2 separate regions of the Homo sapiens genome follow, and region 2 is linked to region 1. Evidence: chromatin loops called from intact Hi-C (ENCODE). Cell type or tissue: heart left ventricle. All regions are shown on one strand. Each heading gives the region's core, and the rest is flanking DNA. Links, peaks and the distances in the headings are about the cores only.

Region 1 (5,814 bases), core at 371-5,370:
TGAGGGAAAAATATAACAGAATTGTCTTGTGGGTGGCATCCTGAAAGTTTATTCAGGGAACTGAATTCAGCATGTTGGGAATGCAACTATAACTAAGACAAATTTCATAAAGGTCTTATCTTCTAGTTGGAGGAAATAGATAATAAATTAGTAAACAGGAAAATAAAAAAGGTTTATGAGAGTGATAATTACTATTTATAAAATAAAGGGGGCAGGGTAAGGGGATAGAAAATAGAGAAGGAAGAGCAAATTTAGAAAAAGAATCACCTCCTAGGAAGTGATTTTTTAATTTTTATTTTTTGAGATGGAGTCTTGCTCTGTCACCCAGGCTGGAGTGCAGTGGTGCGATCTTGGTTCACTGCAACCTCTGCTTCCTGGGTTCAAGAGATTCTTGTGCCTCAGCCTCTTGAGTAGTTGGGATTACAGGCATGTGTCACCATGCCTGGCTAATTTTTGTATTTTAAGTAAAGACGGGGTTTCACCATGTTGGCCAGTCTGGTCTCAAACCCCTGACCTCAGGTGATCCACTCACTTTGGCCCCCCAAAGTGCTGGGATTACAGGCATGAGCCACTGCGCCAGGTCCAGGAGGTGATATTTGAGTGGAGACCTGAGAGGTGAGGAGATGCCAGTCCCATGAGGGAGAAGCCTCGGGGAGAGTGCCCCTGCAGTGGCCGCAGCACGTGGGAGAACACTGAGTTGAAAATGAGCCTGGTGGGAAGGCCAGTGTGGCTGGGGTGGGGTACAGTGTGAAGGAGGTGAGTGATGAGGCCACCTGAGAAGACAGGGCCTTGTACATGGCAGGAAGGAGTTGGAAGTTGTTCTAAGTGCAGAGGGAAACCAGTGAGAGGTTTGGAGCAGGAGACTGATGTGGTATAATGAAATTAACCTTTCAGCAGGATCACTGACCCTGATGCAGAAAATGGAAGCAAGGGTATATTTGGATCCTGGAATGGTTCTCGACACAGAAGGCATTAGAGAAATATTTCATGAAAGAATTCATCAACCAATAATCCATTAAAAACTAAGACAGTTCTGACCTTTAAAAAGGTTGTTTTCTTATTCCCCAAGATCAATGTTATCTGGCATTTTCAATGGATCCAGCTTGTTGTTCACAAGATATAGGAACAAATGTTTCTTCACTTTGAAGAAGCAGGGAGTCAGTCGGCCGGGAGTGTGGTTTATTCAGCAGAGGCATAATTTCTCACTTCTATACTTTGCTATTTACAGCACACCATTTTTATAAACACAGCATTTAGGCCAGAAAAGGAAGTCCATTTGGCCTATACAGCTCTTATATCAAGAGAAAAATTTCTCCCAAATTTTCTCATCATTCTGAATGAACTAAGGTCCTCAAAAAGTGCACACTCAGTTCTCTTGTTGGAGACAAGATTTATAAACAGTTTATGCACCACACATTTAGTTTTGCCACAGTGGCAGCAGCAGGATAAATAAAACTAGGCCTTTTTGTTCAGTGATTTAAAATGTAAGAAAATGAATGTGCACTTGCATTGTTATAGGGGAGGAAGGAGAACGTCATTCCTGAAGAGTGCTGAGCAAAGTTTCATTTCCTAAGCTCAAATCCCTTTGCTCCTCTTTTGGAAAGCCCATAACTCCCCTTGGGAGATATAATTTTTCTTGTGGAGTAAGGAAAAAGAACTAAGACTTACTCTCATTAGAGAAGCTGGAAGTCTTGGTTCCTGGTTTTCATTATTTTGGGTTTCTGTTTGAAGATGTGTAATCTTGGAAAACATTTAATGGTGACCTTGGGACTTTCTGCTTGAAGTTTTCAAATGATCCAGATGACCATGTGAGACAGAAATCCTCTCTTTAAGGAGCATTTTAGGAAGACAATAGGACTTAATGTCAGAGCCTGGGAGTTGAGTCTTGTCACCATTATACTTATTGTGTGGGTTTTAGCAAGTCACAGAAGTCATCCTACAGGACGGTGAAGAGCCGATGAATCTGGTGTTTGGTGATTGCCAGGCACTTTGACAATAGTGATTATTGATCATTGTTCTGATTATCATCGTTTTTACTCTCCTGGTAGATTTATTCTTTGGGGGAACTTGTTTTCCCCAACAGACTTACTTATTTGAGGTTTTTGTACCATTCTTATTTTGGAGGAGAATGTTCTAGTTACTGAATTCAATATAACAAACATTTAAATTTTAAAATAAAGAAGATTACGTATTAGAAGGGGTTAACAAGATAGGTTGGTATTAACTTAATCTCACATAAATTGAGGAAAGAAGCAGGAAGAAAGTGCATGCCATGAGTTAACAAAGACTATGTAGCATGAATTCTGTCAGGGAGAACCATGGAAAAGACTCCGTGGGGAAGTGGTGGCAGAGAAAAGAGCTCTGTTACCTGCACAGGGGTGAGACAGGCTGGAAAGGCCCTGGCCAGGAAGTAGACCGACCTCCTGTGAAGGGGCAGGCACAGGACACGTAGGGGTCAGGCAGGAAGTCCAGACCAGCACGTACAATATGCCTCTGGTAAGTGTGGCAGTGGCCAGCATGGGATTTTCCAGCATAGCTGTCAGCATCAGAGACCGAGAGCAGAAGGAAGGGCAAGTTTCCACAAGCCCAGTGACAGGAGCACGGGAGTGAGTGATAATAACAGCTTCTGGCAGCCAGGCAGTAGCTAATCAGGACCAGAAAATCTGGCATGAGTAGCAGGGTCTCAGAAAGCTCCCCCACCACTATCTTCTACCCCTACACACACACACACACACACACACACACACACACACACACACGTCTCCACTCTCTCTTCTGTTATAACTATTTATTGAGCAAAGGCTCTAAAATCAGAATGCCTGTTTGAGTTCTGGTTCCACCATGGAATGGCTGTGTGTCCTTGGAAGAGTTCCTCAAACCCTCTGTAGCATGGGTCTGCTGACTATGTAGGGCTCTCCAGCATCGCCGTGTTGTGAACGGGAGGGGTAATCATGTGTAGGAGTTGTGTGCCAGAGTCTGGCCCATAATACATGCTCAACAAATAGGTTGAACAGGAATGAAACTAAGAGATCAGTCTTAGAGCCAAATCTGGGCTCACACATGAGAATCAAGATGGCTCTCACAACAGAGATGTAACGTGGAGCAATGGCAAGCCTTGGCTAGTCGTGGATCTCAGAGGGTGGAGTTGGTTACCTTGACATCTCTTTTGTCTGAATTGGGGTTCATTCTATAGATTGGCATAGGGTTGGGCTTCAGATGAGGGTCAAGGAGAGGGATGCAGCATCTAGAGGCCTGGCAGGTACACAGTCCCATAGCGGGTAGGAGTGCAACAGAACAGCATTCTGGGGTGGTGGCAGGGGCTGCAACAGGGTAAAAAACACATAGGCAGGCTGGAAAGTCAGATGATAAAGGCTGAGGAGTGAGTGGGTCACTAGAAGGTAAAAACAGCCATCCAATCATCTCCAAGAAGTCCTGAGGTCAAATTCCAGAGAGTTGGAGGTTGGCCAAAAAGATAAGCAGGATTGAGTGAGGACTCTTGGGAAGCAGGCAGACTTGAGTAGGCTGTTGGTTTAGAAATAGATGGTGGTAGTGAGGGAGAAATTAAATAAACAAGCATGATTTGTGGTACAAGTTACAGAAGAGAAAGGAAGACAGGGATCAAGTGCTGGTGTGGAGTTATTTATGGAATGAAGGAATAATGATTCTTTGATCACATTAGTAGTTAATGTTTGAGTATAGATAGGTGGAGGAAGGTTGCAGGAGGGAGGAAGTGTTCCTCTCCCAAAAAGGGAGGGTGAAGATCTAGAGAAATAAAGAGGTAGAAAAGGGAGAAATGAGGAAGGCTTTCTCTGATGGCCTCATTCTCAGTGAAGAATGACACAAAGTCATTCTGGAGGGGGCAGGGGAGGTGCAAGGTGGAGGCCTGAGGAAAAGGTGTCAGATAGTGACTGTGGGGAATTTTTGAGGGAGCTAACTGGAGATGAATCATTCCATGGTCATGATTTCTGCATATCTGGAATGCACCTACTCCAGGCTCAGGCTCAAATGGAAACTGAAAATTGCCCCAACTAATGGCCTGACATAGCAAAACCAAGCTCATCCTCCCCCACTCCAGCTCAGACAAATCACATGCATTGCTTGTCCCCATTTCCTGCCATAAGCTGTCCCCTTAACACTATTCTGTTGGTCTCACTCCCACTTCACCCTAGACAGGGCTCTCAGAGATTGCCCAGGCAACCTGGAGTCCTGTGATCTTTTCTTAGTCACTTTTCTGGCCATCTTTGGGGAATAAACAACAACACTTCTTTTTGAAATGTTCTTCTTCCTTACCCTCTCTCCCTACATTTTGTGTGACAGATTCCTTCTCATTTTGCAGGTCTCATTTTAAAACTCACCAACCCGGGCTTTCATGAGACCCTGACAGAAGGTTCATTCCTGTCCTATGTTCTCACAGCATTCACTCCATCTACCCCTCTGATATGTACACAGGAAGAAAGGGGCAATTGCTTTGCTCATTTTCTGGGTCCCAACTGTCAAGTAAGCTCCCTGAAGCCAAAATCTGCCCCAGAGGGTAGCACACAGTAGGTGCTCCATATATATTCGTAGAATGAATGAATGGGCAAATAAATGAATTAATTACCATTCATTACCCTTGTTCTTTTCCATATCTCTTACTGCTGTGTATCCTTCACTGGTGTCTCTTCTTCCTCCTATGGTGAAATGTGCTACCTCAGCCTTTTCCACACAGGAGTTAAGGCCTCCATAGTAGACCTGGCTTCCCAGACCTAGAAGACTGGGACCGTCTTCTCTCCATCTGAAAAAGGCAACCGAACACAGCTTCACATTAAACATCCAAGTACAACCTTCATGCTGGTCAGTTCTATTTCTTCATGGGCTCTCTTTTCTTTGGGCCCCTTTGGTGTCCTTGGTTGTCCTATGTAATCATGCCATCCAATTTAATTCTTCCTTTTTCTGGCTGACCCATTTTAAGAACCTTCCTTCACTGATGTATGCATTATCTTTTCATGAATGGTTATTCTGACGGACGAAAAAAAATTCTTATAATTTCAAATTAGTTCCTGGAATAAACTCTCCAGTTTCCTGACAAATACAAATATGGGGCATAATAATGTCTAGAAAAAGGACCTTATCCAGAGGCCAGCTCTGAAAATTGCAATCATGAAACCCAAGGCAGGAAACAATCTTAGTTGTATTTGTCAAAGTGATGAGCACTAGGTATCAGTGAAGTGGGTGGGTCATATCCCAGAGAATGGTCACTGCTCATGAGTCAGGTGGTTGCTTTCTGGAACTCTTTCCCCCAGCCTCTCAGTAAGTGGATAAAAAAGCTTCCTAGAGAAACATCTGCTTAATAGTGTGAACTGTGGAGCCAACTGCATGGATTCAAATCCCAACATCACCCCTTACTAGTGGAGTGAGTGGAGTGACCTCAGTTAAGGCATTTGATCTCTCTGTAGCTTAGTTTTCTTGTCTGTGAACTGGTGGTAATAATCATACTTAAGTAATAGGGTGGTTGTGGATCTTAATGATTTAGGATATAAAGCATGTAGACATGTCCCTGGCAGATTGTAAGTGCTACCATAATTGATCTATTAGTTATGGAGGCAGAGTCCAGTCATAAAGCAGAGTACTGGCAAAAGTGAAATTGGGTACAAAGGCTCTGAGCTCCAGATAGTGTTGCACATGGGGCAGGAGACTGGGGCTCTGTGAAGAAGAGTGTCTGAAATTGACACACCCAGAGCTAATTGTCTGGAGTACAGGGTCAAGGCCCTGAACATATGTATATTCTTAGAGCTAAGGTTCCCACTAATCTTTGCATGCATTCCCTGTGTATAT
Region 2 (5,814 bases), core at 328-5,327, 560 kb after region 1:
CATATAGTTGGGTTGGGTCTTTTTCCCATTATTTTGAGACAAAGCTCCAAGCATTAATTTCTTTTTACCTATATATCTTTCAGTTTGGGTCTCTAAGAGATAGGGATTCTTTAAAATAAAATACCATTATGACACCTAAAAACATTACAATAGTTTCTAATATCAATTAATATGTAGTCAGTATACACGTATCTCCAATTATCTTACCATCTATTTTTTTAACAATCAAATCCAGATCTAAACAAGGTTCATGATTTATTATTATTTGATATATTTCTAGGGTCTCTTTTAACCTGTAGGCTCTATCTTCATCTCTACTTTTTTTTTTCTTGGTCCCTTTTTTTTTCTTTTCCTTGGTCTTATTGGAGAAACGAGATTGTTTTAACTGAAGATTTTCTAATAATTTGAATTGTCTTGATTCCATCCCTAATGTGTTCTCAAACATATTCATCATCTTGTACAATGCACTTCTTTTAAATTCACAGTTACGGCTAGAGATCAGATTCTGCTTCCATGGTTTTGGCAAGATTACTTCACAAATAGTGGTATATATTTCCATAAGTGGAAATGTGCATGTGTGAAATGTTAACAACTATTGAGGATTTTTGCCTGGATTAATCAATTCTTTTGCTATTGCAAAGTGGTGATATCTTAATTTTATGATTTTAAAAAATTGACTTTATTTTTTAGAGCAGTTTTAGGTTTGCAGCAAAGTTGAGTGGAAAGTATGTAAAATTCCCATGTACCCCCAGCTCCCACCCATGCATAGCTTCCTTCATTATTGATATTCCTCACTAGAGTGGTAAGCTGTTTACAATTGATGGATGTACATTGACACATTATTATCACCCAAAGTCCATCCTTTCTTTGGGTTCACTCTTGGTGTTATACATTCTATAGGTTTTGACAAATATAAAATAACATGTATCCACTAACGATTCATTCTTCATTTATTGACTAGGGTATTTCTGTAAGGAGAAACTTCTTCCCCTCCCCATTTCCTACTTGTATCTACAGTAACAAAACCCAGGATAAATGTTTTGTTCTTTACCTCATCTAGCAGTTTGCAAAATAATGAGTTGGTTCTCTCCTCTGAGGTAAACATGAATTGTTGTTTCTGTTAAGATCACTAAGACGTCACATATTTAAACATATTTGAAGTATTCCAATGCTCTATTATATGTGTATATATAGCTATATATATGTATGTGTACCTACATGCACATATCCATATATGTATACACACATCATATCCTAATAACTTGATTGTAAACTCATAGGTCACCAACATTTATAAACCTACTTTGTTGTCTAGTTTTAAATAAAGTAATCCATAAGACAATTAAAAATTTAATTTTAGAACAGTATTTTCTATTTAGCAGTTCTCATAAAGACTCCTCTGAGTTTCTGAGGATGGTAGAAAACCTTGCTTTGTTGCTAAAAAAGAGAAGCAGCTCTCTCTCTGTCTCTCTTTACATATATATTATATATATATAATATATGTAATGTATTATATATCTAATATATGTAATGTATTATATATAATAGATATATATGCAATATATAATATATATTATATATGTAATATATATTATATAAATATATAATATATATTATATATTATATGTTATATATATTATATATGTAATATATAATATATAAATATATATCTCTTTATATATACACACACACACAAGAACAAGAAGGAAGGAGAGAAAGAGAAGAGGAAGAAAAGAAAAAAAGAGTAAGCAAATGACTAATAAAAGACAAGTCAATTAATGGGCTATTGCACAATTTGGGAAAATTATTGTAGTTAATTTATTTATATGGTCTTACGTGACATTATTGGAAAGTAGTTAAGCTTGAGTGCTTGAGATTCAGACTACTTGGGTAAAATCTCTAGGTCTGATACTTCCTAGTGGTGTCAGTGTGGGCAAGTTACTTCTCTTTGGCTGATCCTCCTCAATAGTACAACAAGGATACAAAGCAGAGTTTTGTAAGGATAAAGTAAATGAATACATATAAAATGCTTAGATTGTTTATAGGAAATGGTCAATAAATGTTAGTTTATTTTGTTTTCATTGTTGTGATGATGATGATGGTGATGTGGTATAGATACGTGGATGGCAAAGTAGTATCTTTCTGGACAGAAAAGAAGAGCTAAAATGATATTTGTTAGGTAACTACTATGAGCAGATATTACACTAGCACCTGCTTCATATTATATAATGTATTTTTAATTTTAATTAAATTATCAACATTTTAAATTTATCAACATTATTTATTATTTATTTTAGCATAGTAGCTTGAATAGGCAAGGGATACAATATACCGTTTCTTAAATTGAGTGGTATTATTAAGTGTATTTGACCTATATCAGGTATTGTTATATCTGCAAAGAACTTATAAGATGAAGCATTATTCTAACATACAGAACTGGCAAAGAATGGAAATTTAAAATTCTATAAGAAAAGCTTAAAATCCCAGCAAAGGTGATCATGTATGAATGTGGATAGTGAGGCACTCATGAATCACATAATTCTAGTATTGCCCATGGTAAATTCATATCAATATTCACCAAAGTATTTTTTCCTCTACACAGGAAAAGAAAGAAATAAAAGCGAAACAATTTCGGAATCACTCCCTATAGCCACGGAAATGATTTTAATTACCAATTCATCTGTTGGCAGACTCTTCTGGCAGATGTACCTGCAACTTGGAAAGATAACAAATGAACCAATTCCTTACTCCAGAGTTGACACTGGTAGTGCTTACTGAATTTGCTCTCAAAAAAGAATCCTGGGCAACAATACATCTGGCACTCTGCTCGAGGAATTTGTCATGTCATTGACATGTTCAGCCTCCATTGTCCACACCACCCTGACAGCAGGTCCTTTATATTTCAAAGAAATTGCAGCCTGAATTAATATAATTAGAATGTAACTGTTATTCACTGCAGAAACTCCTTATTTCCAGAAGTAAAGATCTGATAGCATGTCTGTACTTAAAATCTTTCCCATGATGGCTGGAGGGGAGCAAGCAGATAATAAAATGACAGAATAGATGCTATTTCACGGGCTTTTTAAAGTATTAACTAATGGAAATATAGGGGGAGAAGAAAACTGTTCTACCCTTGGCATGTATAAATGGAAACATCTTTTAAGTTTACTAGCCTTTATAGTACTTCTATAAAATATGTTCTGAAAAGTAACTAAACTCAGAGAAATAAATTAAATCAGAAAAATTAGCTATCTCCAAAAAATATGCAATGAAGCATGAAGTAGAGTGGCTAATTCATAGACAGAATTACAGATTTAAGAGATGGTTGAATAACTTTAGTCATTTTTCCCTGCTTCCCTTTGAACAGTTGATGTCACTAACTAGGCAACTGTCACCAAGTTGGTAACTTGAGTGCTGGATTTTTGAATTTTATTCTTTGTTAGCATTCTGTTTCTACAAATACATGATTACTGATATAGTGGAAACTGACATTGGCATTTTTCTTTTGAAAATAAGATTGATTCACATTCTTTTAAATAAGTTAATTTTCTCACTGGGAATGACTCATTTGAGGGGGAACAATGGCCTGGCATATCAATGTGTTGGCTGGTGCTTATGGCCTCTTCTCTGAAGAATATAATGTTTATCCTTGTACATGTTATAGACCGTTTGTGTCCTTCTGAAATTTATATGTTGAAGCCCTAATTCCCAGTGTAATGATATTTGGATATGCAAGCCTTTAGGTAATTAGATTTAGGAGCCTTGAGGGTGGAGCTCTCATGGTGGAATTAGTGTCCTTATAAGTAGAGGAAAAAAACATCAGAGTGCTCGCTCTCTCCTTCTCTCTCCCCTGTGCCCTGCCTCCAGACCTCTGACTATGTGAAGATACGGTGGGAAGATGACTGACCGCAAGACAGGAAGAGAGCCCTCACCGAGGAACCAAATTGGCCAGTATCTTGATTTTGGATTTCTCAACCTCAAGAACCATGAGAAATGAATGTCTGCTGTTCAAGCCACCCAGTCAATGGTATTTTGTTATGGCAGCCCCAGCTGACCAAGAGAGCGCATATGAATTTAATGAGCATTGAGAAAAGCTAATGTTTTTCATTTTTTCCCTTAGAAGCATCTATCGATCTTCATTTGAAATTATGTGTCAGAAACTGCAATAATAGAAGTAAAGAGAATGGGCTAGGTAATGTAAGAATAGGGCTAAGGTTATGTAAGTGAGGGAGAGTTTCGAGAGAGGAATTTCAGTAGCCTTTAAAATTTTAAATAAAATACGCTCTATAAACCAAATGCATTAGTTAAGGAGCTGTGGGCATCAGTTTCTCCTTATAAAGATTGCATATACCTTTTAGTTAACATCTTGGACAAGTCAGGAATGATTCCTTTCCTCCAGGGTGTCCTGTGGAATGTCTACCTTGTCTCCCTCAACATAGAGGAACTATCGACCATTTTCCATTAAATAGCCTAGAATTAGGTGTGTTTCAGAATCACGTGTATATATGTACATGGTGGTTGGATGTGGGTGGATTCGGAAGGACTTGTTAAGATGCCCATGCCTGAATTCCTCCCAGATCCACTAAATCAGAATTGTCAGCTGTGGTGCCCAAATTACCTAAGTTAAAAACCACTCCAAGCGCTTCTGATACATACCAGACTTGACATCCATAGACCAATGTTCTCATTCATTGATACACATATTCAAGTTTACTACCTAGGCAGATCTTTCTATAGGTTATATATGTGAGTTTAAAAATGGGTACATTTAATTTTTATAAATGGAAGTCCATTTAAGACATTTTGGGCCAATGGTTTTGAGGAGAGCTCATTAGCATACCAGCTGAGCTGCCCCATTCCCTCATTGCACACCTTCCTTCTGCCTTTGCCATAGGTTGCTTAGTTTCTCAGTCTGCCTGTCTGGTCTGAGTTAGAAAGAAAAATGGGCATCTCACAGTTCCTAGCAATTTATTTTGCAAAAGAATGCAGTAGAGATTTCTATTTTAATGTAAAAAAATCCTTTGAGTAAATAGTTTTCCCTCTCTCCAATATATTTTCTTATTATTCTGTATATTTAATAATGGGATTATATGTTATAAACACATGCTTAGACATCCAAATATATGCACAGATGGAAAATATCAAGCTTGCAGGAAAGGTCCATCCCCCAAACACAATTTTAAGGGGTTTTGCCTTTGTTTTCTCTAAGGAATACAAAAGTCAGACTTGAAAAAAAGGAGGTTTAGGGAATTCTGTCACTATTTTCCTAATTTCCAGCAAATGCTAATTCTGATGTTGTTTTTTTGATTTTTAGTGGCCTTTAGAGAATTCTTGGGGTTGAGGGTGGGTAGGAAGCGGATTGAGGATGGGGGAGAGTTCCTATCTGATGTCTGACCAATGAATTGTTAGATAAACTAGTCATGTAGAAAACAGCTTGATTTATCTAAGAGAGATAATAGTGACTCCCAGGATCCAGCCTGCCCTGTAACAACCCAGAGGACTTCTTTCCTGAGGTTTACAGAATACACTGATTGGTCAATCAACTAGATGTAGTAAATATGTAAAAATTATATTCCAAAAATTTTGTAAAAATAGTAAAATAAGTACATATTTTTGGAAGAGTATGTGGGGAAAAAGTAATGCAGAGGAAAAAAAAGAAGGGAGAAAATATGGGCCAAGGTGCTGCTTTCAGAATCAGACACATGTGGATTAGATTCCAGTGTTAGTTGTTGTATGCCCTTGGGTAGTTATGTCACATTTCTAAGCCAATGTTGTCATCTGTTAAATGGGAACAATGTCTCCCTCACATGGCTA

Evidence for each region. Hi-C counts contacts between places; a loop is a spot of excess contacts. Peaks named below come from ENCODE experiments on the same cell type or tissue, not always from the same donor. Only the 100,000 strongest peaks of a DNase experiment are listed, where the experiment ranks them.
Region 2: it touches region 1 in a loop (2.2-fold over the local background); 6 of 110 quality-filtered maps call a loop at or near these places.

Annotation. Positions count from the first base shown.
Region 1 is chr12:92,550,280-92,556,093 of GRCh38, reverse strand. No RefSeq gene overlaps it. Among named protein-coding and RNA genes, the nearest start is that of LINC02397, 87 kb to the right of the region's middle. RefSeq lists enhancers at 2,454-2,643, 3,773-4,212. In heart left ventricle, for the core only: no CTCF peak of the experiment used is centred there; a DNase peak (open chromatin) is centred at 2,493; H3K27ac peaks cover 2,136 bases.
Region 2 is chr12:91,991,583-91,997,396 of GRCh38, reverse strand. LINC01619 (long intergenic non-protein coding RNA 1619) reads left to right here. Exons shown (of 5, transcript NR_132341.1): 2 at 3,868-4,027. Among named protein-coding and RNA genes, the nearest start is that of LINC02404, 120 kb to the right of the region's middle. In heart left ventricle, for the core only: no CTCF peak of the experiment used is centred there; no DNase peak of the experiment used is centred there.